Linked DNA regions of Homo sapiens: region 2 is linked to region 1. A link is an interaction called in ENCODE POLR2A ChIA-PET data of the cell type or tissue named here. Cell type or tissue: K562. All regions are shown on one strand. Each heading gives the region's core, and the rest is flanking DNA. Links, peaks and the distances in the headings are about the cores only. Region 1 overlaps NBPF1 (NBPF member 1). Region 2 has its middle 7.8 kb from the start of CROCC.

Region 1 (2,912 bases), core at 235-2,734:
AGGCAGTGACAACATTCAGAATATATTCTTCATTTGGGGGATGAGTATTGACTGGCAAGGACCACATCAGAACTTTGTGGCATGGGGGAAAATGTTCTCTGTCTTTAACTGGGTGTTACTTTACAATTATAATTATATTAAAATTTATTAAGCTGTGCCTTTAGGTTTTTTTGCAGTATACTCTACGCAAATTTTACCTCAGTGAAAAACTGTTAGCATACAACAGACAGATAACAAACACTCAAAAAGGTGAAAATTGACAGAAAATAGGTAACAAATATTTAGCATATAAATAAGAGGGATCCGTTGAGAAGAAACCAAAAGCAACGGAATAGAACAAAGACAAAAAAGTATAATAAAAAGAGTTTTAAATTTCAAAGTTTGAAATGATATTAAAGTGGCACACTGTTTCCTTGGGAAAATCAAGTGAGAACCACAAGTCTGAGACTAATTCCAGCAAAAGTATGTAAATCAGTTTGATCTAATGGTACAAGGTTAGCTTTGAAGGCCAAAAGGAACGGATATCTAATTCTTACTCCTCTCCTCACTAGTTTTGTGACCTAGGGAAATTTTGCAATCTTTCTGAGTTTGTTTTCTCATCAGGAACAGGATAATACCTAAGTAACAGGATAGTTGACAGATTTAAATATGATCGCATGGCGGTGGACATGAGCCGTAATTAGTTGTTAAGAATATATTGACACTGAACTCTCCTTTATCCATGTTAAAATTGTAGATAAACAACAATTGACAAAGAATAGACAAAATGTTCTAACATAAATATTCTTCCCTTGTTTCTAGAAAGAAGTCACACATACGGTAAAAATAATTAGAGAGGACCTAGTTCATATTGAACAATCTTCCCCAAAGCCTGAAACAGGTCTTCTTTCTAACACCAGAGATATCTTGAGTGAGTCCAACCCCTGCAGTCCCCTCTGTCTGGAATAGATGGAGGAAGTTTGCTCCAGCCTTAGAAGAGCATGGGCTGGCAAGCGTTCTCAGAGAGGTCTCGACTTCAACTCTAAAGGGCCTGAGGAATATGTGCAACTGGGTCGGGTTAAGGCCAAGCTGAATCACATGACCAGGGCTCTCACCAGCGCCAAAGTCAGTGGAAGGATATCAGTCCCCAGAGCTCTGTCACAGGCCATGGATGCTCCATGGAGGGGTGGTGAGCATATGAATAACAATCAAGAGAAACATCGGTAATGGACAGGAGGCATCAATAAACAATGTCCACCCTCCTCTAAAACCCAGGAAAGTTCTCATTCAAAAGACGATGTCTTGAAGGAAACCTAGGTACAAATCTTTGTGATTTTGGATTAGACATTTTTTAAGTAGGCACAAACAACCGAAAAATAGATAAATGGACTTCATTAAAATAAAAAACTTGTATGCTTCAAAGGACACTGTCAAGGAAGTGAAAAGATAATCCACATAATGGGAGAACTATTTCCAAATTGTATGTTTGACACAGGTCTAGTACCTAGAGTGTATAAGGAATTCATATAACTGAGCAATAAACGACAACCACATTTAACAATGGGGAAAAAAAGCTGTGAGTAGAGGTTTCTCTAAAGGAAACACACAAATGGCCAAGAAGCACATGCAAAGATGTTCAATGTTTTTCGTCATTAGGAAAATGTAAATTTAAACCAAAATGAGATACCACTTCACACCCAGCAGTATGACTTAAGAAAAAAATAAAGACAACACATGTTTCAAAAGTGATGGAGAATATGGAATTCTCATATATTACTATTGGGAATCTAAAATGATATAGCTACTGAAGTTAGTAAACAGTGTGTGAGTTCCTCAAAAAGTGAAACATAAAGTGACATATGATGCAGCAATTGCACTCCTAGGTTTATAACCAAGAAAATGAAAAACAGATGTTCACTCAAAAACCTGTACAAAGCTGTTCACAGCAGCATTATTCCTAATAGTTAAAAAGTGGAAACATCTTAAACCACCATGAGTTGATGAATAAACAAAATGTGGTATAACCATATAGTGGAATATTATCTGGCCATAAAAAGTTGAAGTACTGACGCAGGCTAGAAAGGATGAAACTTGAGAACAATATTCTAAGAAGCAGATAGAAAATACCACACTTTGTTATTCCATATAGAGGAAGTGCCCAGAACAAGTACATCAATATATAGAGAAGGTAGATTAGTGGTTGTCAGAGAGCGCAAGAAGGGGGGAATTGGAGAGTGTCTGCCCATAGGTACAGGCATGCTTTTTGGCATTATGAAAATATTCTGGAATTAGGTAGTGGCGATGGTTGCGAAAGTTTTGGAATATGGTAAAAGACACTGAAATGTATGCTTAAAAATGGTGAATTTTGTGATGTATAAATTCTACTGTAGAAATAATAATAACAACAAAAGTAATAAAGCAAGGTGTCTTTCCACATCTCCATGTCCAGTATTTTCATTAAAAAAAAGAAAGAAATAAAAGCATTTCAGGGCCAGGTTCAGTGGCTAACTTCTGTAATCCCAGCACTTTTGGAGGCCTAGGTGGGAGGATCGCTTGAGGCCAGAAGTTCAAAACCAGCCTGAGCAACATAGCAAGACCTTGTCTCTATGAAAAATATAAAATTAGCCAGAAATGGTGATGTGTGCCTATAGTTCCAACTACTTGGAAAGCTGAGGCAGGAGGATCGCTTGAGCCCAGAAGTTCAAGATTGCCGTGATCTATAATCACCAGTGCACTCCACCCTGGGTGACAGAATAAGACCCTGTCTCAAAAAAAAAAAAAAAAAAGCATCTCACTTTAATAGTAAGTGGCCAAAATATGATGCTGGCTGCATGTTGTGAGGAAATGTGTTAGATGAAAGAAGTCAAATTGCAGAAGATTTCCTTTTCTCAGAAATGAGGTATAGGGGAGAGAAGCACTGGTCCACCTGAGAT
Region 2 (2,912 bases), core at 181-2,680, 320 kb before region 1:
TCTGTTTTCCAGGCTGGAGTGCAGTGGCAAAATCATGGCTCACTGCAGCGTTGACCTCCTGGGCTTAAGGGATCCTCCCACCTCAGCCTCCTGAGTAGCTGGGACCACAGGTGCGTGCCACCACGTCTGGCTAATTTTTTACTTGTTGTAGAGATGAGATGTTGCCCAGGCTAGTCTCCAACTCCTGGGCTCAAGCGGTCCTCCCACCTCAGCCTCCCAAAGTGCCAGGTTGGCTTAGCTCACTGTCACTTCCACAGTGCATGGGCTAAGGCCAAAGCTCCATGAAGAGCTGCTGAATGAATTAATGAATGCTAAGAGCCAAGTAATAACATAGGATGTTAAATGGAAAAAGAAATGATTCCCCTTGGCTCTGGCTGGGGTCATGTTGGGCCACAGATGGTGTCAGCCACAGACGGGGATCACGGAAGGACACCAGCGAACACATATCCAGCCAGCATCTGCCGCATCCCAGAAGATCAGGGTGAAAACCAGGCAGTGACCCCCACAGGGGCCACTTGGGTGGAAAGGGCTGAAAGACTTGGGGAGGGGAGGGTTAAGTCAGGGAAATGTGCGCGGGTGGGGAGCCTCCGAGATCCAGGGGTTGACTCCTGGAGTCTTGCCTGAACCTCGCTGTCGTCTGCTCCCGCCACAAGATCTGTTTATTAAGCACCTGCTGTGAGCCCAGCGAAAGAAAACAGAAATCTCTGTTTTCTGGCGTAAACAGACAGATGGCACCCTGAAGTCCTCCTCCCCAGGGTCCCCATTCCCCAGTCAATCGTCTTCCCAAGGGAGCTGTGACCTGGTCACCAGAGGGGCAGACATCCGCCCCAGCATGGTCGTCAGGCTTAAGTCTGTGTGAAAATCAGGAGGGAGCTCGTTCAAAATGCCCACTCCAGAGACGCTGCCGGGCACAGAGGCCTGAGGCCGCATGGTGAGAGGCGCAAGGGGTGCAGGGCCCCATCCCCGCACAGCATCCGGCGGCCCTGCCTCCGTGGCCAGCCCAACTATGCGCTCTGGGCCTCAGTTTCCCCATCCGCACAATGGAGATGCTTCCGACTCGGCAGGGCTGCAATGAAGACGAAACCGGATCCCACACGAGGAGGGCAGTGCAGGGCGGGGCCCGCACGCAGGAGCTGCAGAGGGCATCTGCGGGGGGCAGAGGCCGTCGCGAGGGCCTCCCACGGCCGCCCGCGGAGCGAGGGGACCCCGGCCGGCGGAGGGACGGCTGCGCCCTGCAGGCCCCAGTCTCCTGTCGTGCCCCCGGCCCGCGACAATCCGGGCAGGATGGGCGGCAGGACGCGGCGGGGCATCCGCGGAGCCTGTTGGGAACGCTCTCCTGGCCTCCGGTGCCGGGCCGCGGCAGTCGCGGAACACACAGCGCCCCCAGCCCCGGTACGTGGCTCCAGCCCGCCCCCAGGCGCGCGGCCTCCTCCGCCGGGAGCGCGTCCGTCCCGCCCCCGCGCACGCGCGCGCCCCCGGCCACCTACCTTCGCGCGCCTTCGCCGCAGCCGCTGCTGCCGAGGCCGAGCGGGCCGGACCGGGCGGGGCGTCCCCGCCACGGGGCGGGGAAAACTGGGGGCGGAGCCTGCGCTGCGCGGTAGTGGGGCGGAGGCTGGGGCGGGGCCGGGCGCCGGGAGCAGCGCTTCTGCAGCGCTTACAGGGGCCGCCCTGGGCGGACACGCTCCGTGCGCCCTCCCTCTTGCCGCCTGGCACCGCCCGGCAAGCCAGGCGCCTCCTACACGCACGAACGAGGATACCAGGCGAACGAAGCACGACCCCCAAGTCCTCGCAGTTGCAAGGCCGCAGCGCAGGATCGAAACCCCGACCCGGCTGCAGAGTCCCCCTGCGGTCTGGCCGGGCCTTAAAGGCCTGAAACTCCTGAGCACTGACCCATCGCCCAGCCAGACAGAGGGACGTTTCATGCCAGCCCCGTCACAGCCCCCAGCGACGATCCCGAGGCTTCGGTGATTTGACCTGTCGGAGAGAATGCTTTTTTTTTTCCTGACTGACGTGCAGCCCTGGGGAAGGCACTCTGGCCTCAGTTTGTTCGCGAGACTCAACCCGGTGGCGCGCCTGTCTCGTGTCCTTTCCACTGTGACAGTATGTTCGTTCCACCCTCTCACTGGACTTGGACCTCCTTCTGTTATTGAAGGCATTGGATGAAATCATGCTTTTTTTTTTTTTTGAGGGAGTCTTGCTCTATTGCCCAGGCTGGAGTGCAGTGGCATGATCTTGGCTAAACGCAACCTCTGCCCCAGCCTCCTGAGTAGCTTGGACTACAGGCGCCCGCCGCCACGCTCGGCTAATTTTTGTATTTTCAGTAGAGACGGGGTTTCACCATATTGGCCAGGCTGGTCTCAAACTGCTGACCTCGCGATCCACCCGCCTCAGCTTCCCAAAGTACTGGGAGTACAGGCGTGAGCCACTGCACCCGGGCGAGATCATTCATTTTCAAAGGGAGAGGCAGCTCTGAATCTCCAGGGCTAAGAGAGGGATGTGTTTGGTTTGAAAAAGCATGTTTAAGTTAATGATTTTGTGCTTTTTCCAAACACAGTACCCAGAGAGAACGGCCAGCAGGCCCTCGGCTGATGGTTGCTTCTGTGTTTCCTGCGTGGTAGGAGGGAAGCAGTGGAAGTTCCATCTTCGTCAAAGAGGAACCTGTCTGTGACATCTGAAACACTGCACTAAAGGCTGCCAGTGTGCCCTTCGGGCTCTGAAACCCGGCCCGGTGCAAGCAAGACTGTGGCCTGGACCAGGGCTGAGAGCTGTTTGTCAGGAGAGATTCGGGCCATTCCCTGGGATTTGGGGTGGAAGGGTGATGTTACCAAGATTGGAAGGAAGGTCACAGTTTCCCTGAGGTGTCCCTGGCCCAACTGCAGGAGGGCTGACTGACATCTGCCAGTATGCACAGC

The links. ChIA-PET counts read pairs that join two places held together with the same protein. Peaks named below come from ENCODE experiments on the same cell type or tissue, not always from the same donor. Only the 100,000 strongest peaks of a DNase experiment are listed, where the experiment ranks them.
Region 2: POLR2A ChIA-PET joins it to region 1 with 6 read pairs; 7 of 35 experiments call an interaction of 5 or more read pairs at or near these places.

The regions. Positions count from the first base shown.
Region 1 is chr1:16,595,570-16,598,481 of GRCh38, reverse strand. All of the region lies in intron 2 of NBPF1 (NBPF member 1), which reads left to right. Among named protein-coding and RNA genes, the nearest start is that of NBPF1, 17 kb to the left of the region's middle. In K562, for the core only: no CTCF peak of the experiment used is centred there; no DNase peak of the experiment used is centred there.
Region 2 is chr1:16,912,713-16,915,624 of GRCh38, reverse strand. It overlaps a transcript of CROCC not described here. Among named protein-coding and RNA genes, the nearest start is that of CROCC, 7.8 kb to the left of the region's middle. RefSeq lists a silencer at 1,062-1,801. In K562, for the core only: no CTCF peak of the experiment used is centred there; a DNase peak (open chromatin) is centred at 1,484; H3K4me3 peaks cover 1,260 bases.